2 separate regions of the Homo sapiens genome follow, and region 1 is linked to region 2. Evidence: chromatin contacts called from ENCODE Hi-C data. All regions are on one chromosome and are shown on one strand. The core of a region is the stretch at or near the end of the contact, and the rest is flanking DNA. Distances in the headings are between cores, read along the strand shown. Region 1 overlaps SMIM41 (small integral membrane protein 41). Region 2 holds the start of LINC02874 (long intergenic non-protein coding RNA 2874).

Region 1 (5,712 bases), core at 1,873-4,372, 120 kb after region 2:
CAAAAAGATACATTCAAAATTGGGAACCAGCAGGCAGCAAAGGGTTCCATTCACCAGCCACCTGTGCCTTTGAAGTGGTTGAGTCTGTTCCCAATGTTTTCATAGCCTTTGGAACGCCCTCCCAGGTACAAGAGCATGCCGTTCAAATTTTCAACCAATTACGTGGCCGTGTCACTCTCCACTCCGCCTGCACGCTGGGAGAAAACGCAAATCCATGAAGGTGGTATTTAAAGAATTGACAGCCTTGAAAACATTTTGGAATTATTTGATTTCCTCACAAAACTTCATTATTGCTAAATCCAAAAGATGAGCCTGACAATATCTGTAAGTCTACCAACTGCCCTCCTTAAACTTTGTTGTTAACACTTCCCTAAATCTTCTGTTCACGCCAGCAGCATATCATATGACCAACTCCAATGTGCCTCCGTTAGATTCTGGGACATTTCTGGGAGTTCATACATTTTTGTTTGAGAAAGTTAAGGAGCTATCATACATCTACAGTTCCGCCCTCCTCCCCACTCTATGATCAAAGGAAAAATTTAAGGGGCAGTTCCACTTGTTCAATAACGTTCAATAACATATTTCTCCATGGTCCTCCATGTGCAGTGCAAAACAGCAGAAATCCCCATCCTAACAGAGCTGGCATTTGAGCAGATGGCTCGGGCAGGGAAGTTCCCAGCGAATATAGTGGCTCTTATCATGCAAACCGGTCCAAGAAGCAGACACATCCACCTTGAGCCAGATTTATTTGCAAGGAATGGGTTCAAAGTCATGAAAAGAGGAGAGTTCACATAGACTCAATTTCAACAAAAAGTAGCTCTCATAGGGGTGAATGGGTTTAGGTTGCTCAAGAAGAGAGAGATTCCAAAGATGGAGCTTGAGTTGAAGCCCCCAGGAGCTCCCCCTGCAGAAAGAGCAGAGGCTCAGGCTGAGGACAGCTCCCTGAATGGCCACCTGAAACCTGAAACCCGTGATGGGAACGCAGAGGGGACCATGGAGCAAAAACGCCAGGGAACTCTATATGGTGGAAAGGAGATAGCCAGATGTGGTGGCACACCCCTGTAGTCCCAGCTACTGGGGAGGCTGAGATAGGAGGATCACTTGAGCCCAGGAGTTTGAGACTAGAATGAGCCATGATTGTGCCACTGCACTCCAGCCTGGTGAAAGAGTGATACCCTGTTTTCATAAGAAAAAAATAACAAAAACAAAAACAAGAAAGGAGAGAGTTGGCTAAGCTTTATCACCTTTGTGGGTTTGGAACCCTTACTTGATCCTTCACTAAAGTACTTCTTGGGCATCCAGTGAGGTTCAGTGTGTATTGAGAGGATGGTGAGGATGGCAGCCAGGCGTGGGATCTGTATTCAAGAAGAAGCTGCCCCACTCGCTGGCCATCTATGGATTTCCAGCCAACAAGCATTTCCAACCACCTATGGATTTCCAACAACTGAGAACTCATGAGACTGGCTGCCCAGTCTTTCCTCTCTGCCAGAGCATGAAGAGGCCTCCATCATTTCAGGTTGATGCTCTGGTTCGAGCAGAGCACACTCTTCAGTGGCTTCCTGAGAAAATGTGCAAGACAAGTCCATTTTCTGGCTCTCCATAGAAGACCCACTTCACCTGCAGCCTCTCTGTGTTCTCATCGGTACTCCCTGCTCACTCACCGCAGCCGCAGCTCCCTGGGCCTCCCCATGGTTCCCCGACCACAGCAGGTGCGCTCCTTCCTCTGGGTCTCAGCACTTGTTCCGTGGCCTGGAGTGCTTCCCCCCCGCCCCCTCCCCACTCTCTCTATTGCCCATTCTCATTCAGGTCTTTGCTCTAATAACACTTTCTTGGCCGGGCACAGTGGCTCACACCTGTAATCCCAACACTTTGGGAGGCTGAGGCAGATGGGTCACTTGAGTTCAGGAGTTCGAGACCAGCCTGACTCAGCCTGCCCAACATGGTGAAACTCCGTCTCTACCAAAAATATAAAAAATTAGCCAGGTGTGGTGGTTGCGTGCCTGTAATCCCAGCTACTCAGGAGGCTGAGGCAGGAGAATCGCTTGAACCCGGGAGGTGGAGGTTGTAGTGAGCCAAGATCACACCATCACACTTCAGCCTTGGCAACAGAGCAATTCTCTGTCTCAAAAATAAACAAACAAACAAACAAACAAACAACACCTTCTTGGCAACACTTCCTGATGATTCCATTTAAAATTCCAGCCTTTCCCCTGCTCTCTCCATGCACCCTCCCTGCTTTGCTTTGCTCCATAGGTTGAACTGTGTCCCCCCCAAAAAAGACGTGCTAAAGTTCTAACCCTGAGTACTTCAGGATGTGACCTTATTTGGAAGTAGGATCATTGCAGATGTAATTAGTTAAATTAAGACGAGGTCATACTGAACTGGGGTGGGCCCCCAAATCCAAAAGGACTGGTGTCTTCATAAGAAATTTGGAGACAGAGACGCGGGAAGAACACCATGTGATGGGACAGAGCTGGGCTGTGCAGCTGCAAGCCAAGGGACACCAGATATTGCCGGCCACCACCACCGGTCACCACCGGAAGCGAGGCGGAGGCAAGGACGGATTCTCCTGCAGGTTTTTGTTTTGTTTTGTTTTGTTTTGTTTTGTTTTGTTTTTTTGAAGGCGGGGGTCTTGCTCTGTTGCCCGGGTTGGAGTGCATGGCACAATCATGGCTCACTGCAGCCTCAACCTTCCAGGCTCAAGTAAGTCTCTTGTCTCAGCCTCCAGAGTAGCTGGCATGCACCACCATGCCCGGCTAATTTTTTAATGTTTTTGTAGAGATGGGGAAGGGGGTCTCACTGTGTTGCCCAGGCTGGTCTTCAATTCCTGCACTCAAGTGATCCTCCTACCTCAACCTTCCAAAGTGCTGGGATTATGGGTGTGAGCCGCCCCACCCGACCCCCCTACAGGTTTCAGAGGGAGCATGGCCCTGCCAGCACCTGGGTTTCCTACTTCTGGCCTCCAGAACTATCAGAGAATAAATGTCTGCTGTTTCAAGCCACCCAGCTTGTGGTATTTGTTATGGCAGCCCCAGGAGCTAATACACCATCTGACAGGCTCTATTTTTAAATTGTGTACTTTATCATCTGTCTCACATCACAAGAAAGCAGGCAGCACAGGGGCAGGGAATTCCACCGGTTTTGTTCCCTTGGTGCCTGGAGCAGTGCCTGGCACACAGTACAAGCTTTACAAGCAGCGGCGGCTGGATGAGTGAGGGGTGAATGGTTGGAGCCTAGCACTCCTCCACGGCCACTGAAGACTCGGTGCCTGGCAGAGGGGTGGGCACAGCATCCTCAAAGGCCCAGAAGACTGGAGATGGTGGAGCACGTGAGGGACAGTAGTGAGAGACACAGGAGCAGGGAATCAAGAGGGCAGCAGTTTGGGGGGCCACAGGAAGATGCCATCCTATGAGCAGTGGACACCACATTGAGGGAGTGTGAAACAGGGACCAGACAGTGTGGCCAGACAGAACGCGCCTCTGCTGAAGACGACTCTGACAACAGTGTGGAGGATGGGTGGGCTGAGAAGCCCCAAGGGACACAGGGACCAGGTGCAAGGCGAGGTGGCGGCCGGGGACATGAAACAAAGCTTTCCGTCAGGCAGAAGGGACCATATTTGGTGACGCACTGGCTGTGGAGGGGAATCGGGGACAGCTGCTGGGGTGGAGAAACCATCCTCTAAGATGCAGAACCTGCCAGGGAGACGGCTCCCGAGGGAAGAACCTGGCTGTGGGTGTGCTCTGGCACCTTCCACAGTCCTTCCCCATCCGCACTAGCCTCTTGGTGTCCCTTCAGACATGCCAGGCTCATTCCCACCCCAGGAGCTTCCCGCCCCTCTGGCAGGAATACTGTGCCCCAGATCTTCCCTGGCTGAAGTCACCTCACAGGCCAGGTCTCAGCTCAAGTGTCACCTCCTTGGAGAGGCTTTCCCTGGCCACCTTCACGAAAGTCTCCCACAGGTTTCCATCCCGTCACTCTGCTGTCTTTCCATTGCAGCACAATCACTCTCTGCAGGCACCTCATGCATTTGCTTACAGGTACACTGAAGGGCCCTTCCCACCAGCAAGTGCGCAGGCTCTGTGGGACAGCGACCCCTCTGTCTCATGTACAACACATTCTCCAGTGCCTGGGACAGTAGCTGCTCAATAAATCTCTGTAGAATGGGTGGGCAGATTAACATGGCATTCAGGGGCCAAGTTAGGCTGGAGCTGCTGATTTCAGAGCCACGGGCCGAGAGGTGGCGATTTTCATCCAGGGAAGGGCAGGGAGCCCAGGGGAAGATCTAGGAGAGAGCCCAGAGGAACTTGGTGTTGGGACAGGAAAGAGGAAACCCTGGTACAAGACTCTCAAGGAGAGACTGGAGATGCCCCAAGGGCAGGCCTAGGAGCTGAGGGAGTCTGGATTCAACCCAGCAGGCGCTCCAGAGCCCCAGCGCCCAGACACTAAGGTGCCCTTCATCTCATTTGAGTGTTGCCAAGTGGGCATGATCACTATCTCATTTTCCTAAGGATGGAGAGGATTTAACTCACACAGCAAGTGGCAGACTCGGGGGGAAGCCCCAGCAGTGTTCTTCTGGAATCCAAAGTCTCATCCTTTCCTGTTGATGGCACCGAGCTTCTTCGGGAACTGCCACAGGAGCAGGAGGAGATCTGTGAGAAGGGGTCAGCCACAGCAGATGTGGCCAGGAGAGCAGCCGCTGGAGCAACCACCCAGGGGATCTGACGACCTGGCTGTCAGCTTAGCCGGGTGGAGGCCAGGCTGGAGGCCAGGCTGAAGAGGATGGAGACATAAACAGGAGGCAAGGAAGTGGGGACGGCAAGCGTGGGTAACTTTGGAGAAGTTTGGCTGTAAAGGCAAGTGAGACATAGGATAGTAACCGGAGGCGGCAGTGGGTGCAAAGAGCGCTATTTTAAGGTGGCAGAAACCGGAGTATGCTTGGACGTGACAGCCAGCAGAGGAGCAACTGAAGAATCGAGTTAAGGAGGAAGCGGGGTGGCTCAGCACCGGGGTGGAGGGGCTGCAGAGGCGGAGGCCCGGCCCTCCTCTGGCCACTTATTTTCCATGGGAAGTAGGAGGAGGAGAGGGCACCTGAGCAGAGTTGGGAGGTGGGAGGGACAGGTTTGAAAGAGCAGGGAAGGCTTGCAGTAATGCAGCAGGAGAGAGAGCTGGCTGCAGCGAGGGCCAGGCAGTGGGACCCCGTGACCATTCTCAGTGCCATCAGTCTGCTCAAGGGTGTGATGTTCTTTGGGGGCACCCAGCAGCCTGGGTAAAAGTTCAAAGGACAGAGAGTTGAAGTCATCCAGGCATGAGGTTTCACTGGGATGGTTCTGTGGATGGAGTGAAGTTAGGACATGGGCAAGACAGTGACTGAGGTAATGAGCCAAGCAATCTACACTGGAAGTGGGGCAGCCGGAATAGGCTGAGGGTCCGGGAGGAAGCAGAGGTAAAAGAGGTCAAGGGACCAGAGTGACAATGTCAGAGTGAGCAGGTTGAAAGAGTAGAAGGCATGGCCATAAAGCACAGCCTCTCAAGGAGGGATTCCAGAGAGGCTGCAGCTCTGAGCCAGGGCAGGTGGACACCCAGAGGAGCCGTGGGCGTGGGCGTGCGGCTGCAGCCTCGGCCTCTTGGCAGGACTCACAGAAGCCTCGTGGAAGTCAGCTGCGGCTGGGAAGGGCAGCCTGGCAGCTGTGGAGCAGGATGAGGATCCTTTTT
Region 2 (5,710 bases), core at 223-2,722:
ATACAGAGAGAGGGTCTCACTATGTTGCCAAGGCTGGTCTCCAACTCCTGGACTCAAGCAATCTTCCTGCCTCAACTTCCCAAAGCTCTAGGATTACAGGTGTGAGCCACCTCACCCAGCCTCACCGTTTCTTCATTCATTCCTCCATCCCACATTTATCAACGGCTTCCTCTCCTCTGCTTCATGGCCAGTCAGTCCCAGAGGGCAGACTTTGGGAAGCCCACCAGCTCTCCTGAAGGAGTCAGGCTTGCCTGGGAAAGGGGGCACTTGCACCCCAAGTCCACCAAGGCAGAGACAGGTATCCCTACTCCCTGCAACCCTCTCTCAGCCAGCGGGTGGGGCTAGCGTGGCCTCCATGGCTGCAGAGGGGTCTCTGGCCTGGACTGCAGCATGGTCTTGGCAGCACACTCCTGCACCCAGTAGGTGCTTCGGGAGGCATCCTTGCTGTCCCCTGGCATCAGCCCTGCAGTGGGTGAGCAGGTGAGGTGGCAGGAGCAAGGAGATCACCTCTCATTCCTGTGGTTTCAGGTGCCTGGCTGATGTCAGGCCTGAGTGATGTGGCAGTGGGGGCAGGGGGTCACTGTGTCTGGGGCCTGAATGGGGGCTGAGGCTTTTCCTTAAAAGTTCATAAATCACTAAATATGTCCCCTTTCAGCACAGCCACACCCTGGGCCTGTGAGGATGCATCTCCTCATGCAGACACAGACAGCTTTCCTCAGGCCCTGCTCACTGCTCACATGTGCCTTTATGGTGCCACAGGGATATGGTCTCATATCCCTCACACGTGCAGTGAATACACACATGTGCACATAACTCACACAGGCAGATAGTCCCTCTTGGGCACACAGGTGCATGCTACAAGCAGCCTTGTGTAAGTGCCCACAGCCCCCTCCCACCTCACACATGTCCACGTGGCTTCATGCTATTCCGGTGCCCACTGGTGTCCCCAGGCACAGAGAAGCACACACTTGGCAGGGCACTTAAGCTTCTCCAAGCACTCAGGGAAACACATGACTTTGTGCTATCGCACATGCTCCCAAATGTACACACTCACAAATATGCAAAGTCTGCAGGAGCCTGAATTCCATCACACACCTGCACAGTCATGTGCACTCAGCACTCACACATACACTGCGGTTCCCAGGGGTGGTGCTCACTCAAGGCAGAAGGTACACACTCAAATCATGCACACACACCAGATGCGCACGTGCATGCATGAACAACAGACTATGCCCAGGTGTCCACACAGCATTCGCACGTTCATGCCCACCAGTAGACTTGTAAGCGGGACCTTCAGGACATCAGGAACGAGAGTACAGCAGGGAGGGAACTGCAGCTGGCAGGATGCTGCAATCCCCAGCCTCACCTCTGGGAGCCGCTGTCGGGTCTGCAGCCAAGCCCTTGGCTTGGAAGGGCAGGAGCCTGCCTGAGGCACAATCCCACTGGCCTGAGCCAGCAGGTGGCACAGCTCAGGCTGGACCCAGCCAGCCTCAAGGAGGGAAGAGAGGGACATCATGGTGGCGCTGGACTCCCTGCAGGGTATGGGATGAACTCTGCTGCTCAGATGGGCAGGGGCTGCAAGAAGGAAGAATGGGCAGCTTGAACTCAGGGAGGCGGGTCTGTGGTGGGGCAAGTGGATGGAATAGAACTGGAGGGTGGAGGAGGAGATGGGAAATGGAAGGGCAGGGGGTTAAGGAAGAAATAAAGGAGGCAGAGGGAAGGACTGCGGGGAGGGAGACGAAAAGGTTGAGGATAGGAGGGGAGTGAGAGAGAAGAGAAGCAGAGAAGAAAAAGTGAGGAGAGAAGAGGGGCCAGACCGGGACAGAGCAGTGCAGGGCTGTGAGGAAGGAGGTAGAGGGATGGGCACGCCCTGCACCACCAGCCACCTAGCCTCCCTGTCCTGCCAGCTCCATACCCCGTCAGGAAAGACAGGCCAGGGCTCTGCTGCCCTGTGCCTCCTCCCTTCTCCAGACCCAGGATGTCGGCATCCCTGGATTTTGAGATCCAAAAGGCAGGGCTCAACTTACCCCACATGGAAGACAGTGACTCACACAGATGAGCCTGCTAGAGCACCTTTTCCAGGAGCAGAGACCCACAAGGGTGGACGGGGGCTTGCTTTCCCCTCTCCTGGGGCTGGCAGGAACACCCCACTCTTACCCCAACTCACAGTGATCGCCGGAGGGTGGTGCACTCTGCTCCAGCACCTGCCACCTGCCTAACACGCACTTGGGGACAGCTTCCAATAGGATGCAAGTGGCAGACAAAGGTACCCCAGGAGGGCAGGTGGGGGAGGGTGAGAAGCACTGGGGAATGGGCACCCCTCATCTCCCACAGGCTCAGCGGCTCCCTCAGGACAAGGAGAAAGCTGGGAACCCTAAGACAGAACTGGAGGTTCTCGTTGCCTAAATCTCTCCTGGCTTGCTGCACATGGAACCCATTTCTTCCCATTCAGGGCTCTGCAGAGGCAGAAGATGAACAGTAAGATGCAAAGATCTGGCAACCTTCAGAGCTGGGTGAGTCCTGGGGTCCTCACCCCATTACGCCTAAGCTACAACCCCATATTCCCTGTCCTCCCAGCCCTGGGGGCCCTGGTCCCACTACGCAGGGGTGGCTCAAAAGCCCAATGAGCTGGAAGGGTCTGAGAGAGCACCCCATGTCACAGGGGAGGTGAGGCAGCCTTGGACCTGGGATCTTGTTTGCGGCTCTTTATCATGGACACACTCCTAGAACTCCCCAGTCCCTCCACCTCCTCCTGAAGTACTCCAAGAGCTGGTCAACACCGAGAGCCCACCTCAGGCTGTGGCACGGCTCTTGGTGGGGCCTGGTGGGTCATGGGCTTGCCTCTCCCATAACTCAGGGCCCAGTTGGAGACACCGTGACTGTTCACTAATCAGACACCTGAGTGTGTAGGAGAAAGGCCTTGCCCACTCTATTCTTCAGATGAGAACACTGAGGCTCGGCGAGGCGACAAGTCTTTCTGAGGGCCAGTGGAGCAGACCAGCCTGGGAGGCCTAAGGGAAGTGCTGGCAGAGCTGAAGCCGCGGTTCCCCTGCCTGGTCTTGCAGTCCAGCCCTCCACCTCACCCTTCCCCCTCCCTCAGCCCTGCCCTGGGCTCCAAACTCCGACCTGATGGAGTCCCCACACCCTCTCACCTGGGCAGGCCCACCTCAGACTGCCTGCTCTAGACCCACACACCCCATCCCCTCCTCCCTCTGCAGGAGCATGCCCCTGCCATCACTCCCTTGCTCCATGAAACCCAAAGGCAGACCCCTCGCAATCCTCCCCATTCCCATAGCACTGCAGCCCCTGCATCTGACCACATCCCTTCCTGCTTAAAACTCTTCAACAGCTCCCAGCTTCCCTTGGAACAGAAAGCTCACTCCTCATGTCAGCATTCAAGAGCCCCGCATACTTTTCTGGCTTCATCTCCAGCCACTGTCACCCCCTACCATCACCTCCACACGACCCTCTTAACACCCTGGTCTGCTTTCCAAACACACAACTGCTTGCATGTCCCTGGCTCAGCCTACAGGGCCAGCTATGTCTCACCCTTACAAAACTTCACACGGCCATTCTAGAGAGGCCAAGTGCACCCCTCAGGGCTCCCGTAGCCCCCAGGCTTCCTCCCTTCCTGGTGCGTATCCTCTGTGTGCTTGTCTGAATCCTCCTCTAAACTGTAACCTCTCTGCAGGCAGGGGCCCAGCCAACCTTGCCAAATGATTGTCCTCTGCACCCAGCACACCCGTGAACCCCTAGTAGGTGTTAAAGAAACACTGTCTAACATTAGGCTCTAATTATTTCATTGATAGTGTGGTCTGGCTCCCCCCTCCATCCGCATGGGCCAAGGAGACACTCAGCCGGGGGTGGGGAAGCTGTCAGTCAAGTTCCCCTCAGCTCCCACCTCCATGCTCCCTCTCTGGGGGACGGGCCTGCCCCCACCATGGGGTTCCGGAGCAGTGGTAGGCCCACCACAGTGCCTGAGGCCCCAGGGACTGTCCCTGGGAGAAATGGCTTAACATCTTGTCAACACCAACCTCCCCAAGCTCCTTAATCACTTCAGACACTACACAGCTGATGGGTGAGCAAGAGGACCTGAGACCTCCCCCATCCCCTCTCCACCTGCCTACAGGTCCCTGGGGCCTCTGCAGAACCACCCAGAAGCCCCAAATTGTGACATCACCAGTTCAACAGCCTTCCCCACTCCCATCACTTCCTGAAACAGCCAGAGCGAGAAGATGATGCATGTGAGCCCTGCCCTTGGGAAGCTTCCAGGTTGGGAAATGAGGAATGAGCCTGACACCCAGGGCCCAGAGAGACCCAGGACAGAGGCAGGTCAGGAGGCAGACACGCGCTGCTGGGTAATGACGACAGCACCAGTAATCACGGCTACTCCTTGTTAAGTACTTACTAAGTGCAAGACTCCAAGCTAAGCAATTAATAGACCTTTTCTTGTTTAATCCTTACCACAATTCCATAGGGTGAGTATAATCCTTATTTTATAGATTGAAAAAGGAGGCTCAGAGAGATCTAGCAATGTGTGCAGCATCACACAGCTAGTCAGTGGTAGAGCTGGAATTTCAATCCAGATCTGCCAGCTGCAAAGCCGGTGCCCTTTCTACCCCACTTCAAGCTCTAGGTAGGGGTTTGTTACTTCCCTTCCAAAAAGCCTCATGGAAGCCCCATTACCAATAACATAAGCCCCCCACAGCTGAGGCTCCCCCAGTTTGACCCCTGCCTGCCTTCTCACCACTGCTCCCAACACACCACCATCACACCTTAGATTTTAACACTGCCCTTAGATTTTAACACTGCCGTTTTTGAAGTTTACCCCTCTGAGTCTTGGCTTCTGCTATTTACTCAGGCTCAAAAGCCAGCCCCACTTTACAGATGACAAAACAGAGGACTAAGAACGTTAAGTAAGTAGCCCAAGGTCACGCAGCTAGAAAGCAATTGAGCCTGGTTAGAGCCCAGGTCATTAGAGCATCAAGTAATCAAGCATTAATTTGTGTTACAGACAATTAGGGGATGAGAATTAGCAGGACTTGTCACTAATGGTGCAGAAGAAGTTAGGGGAGAGGAATCAGGCAGGTTCCAGAGTGAAGGAGGGCCAGGATAGGCCTTGAGAAATGGGCAGGTTCTGAAAGGGGAGGGCATGAGAAAAGTACAGAGATGACAGCAAAGAGAGAGAGAGAGGAAGGGACAGGGGGTTGTCAAAATTAGGGAGAGAATGTGGAATGGTGAAGAGAGCTGTGACTAGGAGTCAGGAGACCCGGCTGTATCCCCTCAACTTCCTGTGTGATATTGGGCAAGGAAGGCCCTTCCCTCTCTGGGGGGTGCCTTGTATATCAATGAAGGATAGATGCACCTAGGTGGTCTCTGGGGTCCCACCTGGCCCTGACATCCAGGAATTTGTGTGTGTGTGTTGCTATTGGATCTTGAAACACAGAATCTGACCCCAGACCCTGACACGGGGCACAGGCTTGGACACCAAGGGCAGACAGGGCCAGCTGCCAACATGACACCTGACAGAGAGCACCCGAGGGCTGTCCTCAGCCACACACAGTCATTCATGCACCCCTTCTCCCCCTGCATCCGTGCTACTAAGCATGTGTGGACTCGCTACAGTGGATCCAATCCTGTGGAAGCTGGAACGCAGCAGGGACGAACGAGTCATATCAAGGAAAGGCGTTTATCCTCAAGGAAAGGCAAA

The links. Hi-C counts contacts between places; a loop is a spot of excess contacts on that map.
Region 1: a map of endothelial cell of hepatic sinusoid shows a loop between it and region 2 (7-fold over the local background). The contact joins the enhancer-like site here to the promoter of LINC02874 in region 2. A Hi-C loop is called at or near these places in 1 of 168 maps with a recorded cell type or tissue (endothelial cell of hepatic sinusoid).

The regions. Positions count from the first base shown.
Region 1 is chr12:52,086,502-52,092,213 of GRCh38, reverse strand. All of the region lies in intron 2 of SMIM41 (small integral membrane protein 41), which reads right to left. It overlaps SMIM41-AS1 (SMIM41 antisense RNA 1), which reads left to right. Exons shown (of 4, transcript XR_007063312.1): 4 at 1-3,002. It also overlaps the pseudogene OR7E47P. Among named protein-coding and RNA genes, the nearest start is that of SMIM41, 9.7 kb to the right of the region's middle. Within about 2 kb of position 3,122, at least 3 of the 41 ENCODE cell types and tissues checked have a DNase peak (open chromatin) inside an H3K27ac peak, as active enhancers do.
Region 2 is chr12:52,209,345-52,215,054 of GRCh38, reverse strand. LINC02874 (long intergenic non-protein coding RNA 2874) reads left to right here and starts at 1,472. Exons shown (of 3, transcript NR_164133.1): 1 at 1,472-1,539; 2 at 2,453-2,513. It overlaps LINC00592 (long intergenic non-protein coding RNA 592), which reads right to left and starts at 4,125. Exons shown (of 5, transcript NR_027358.2): 1 at 4,035-4,125; 2 at 2,899-3,011; 3 at 2,028-2,456. RefSeq lists an enhancer at 1,047-1,608.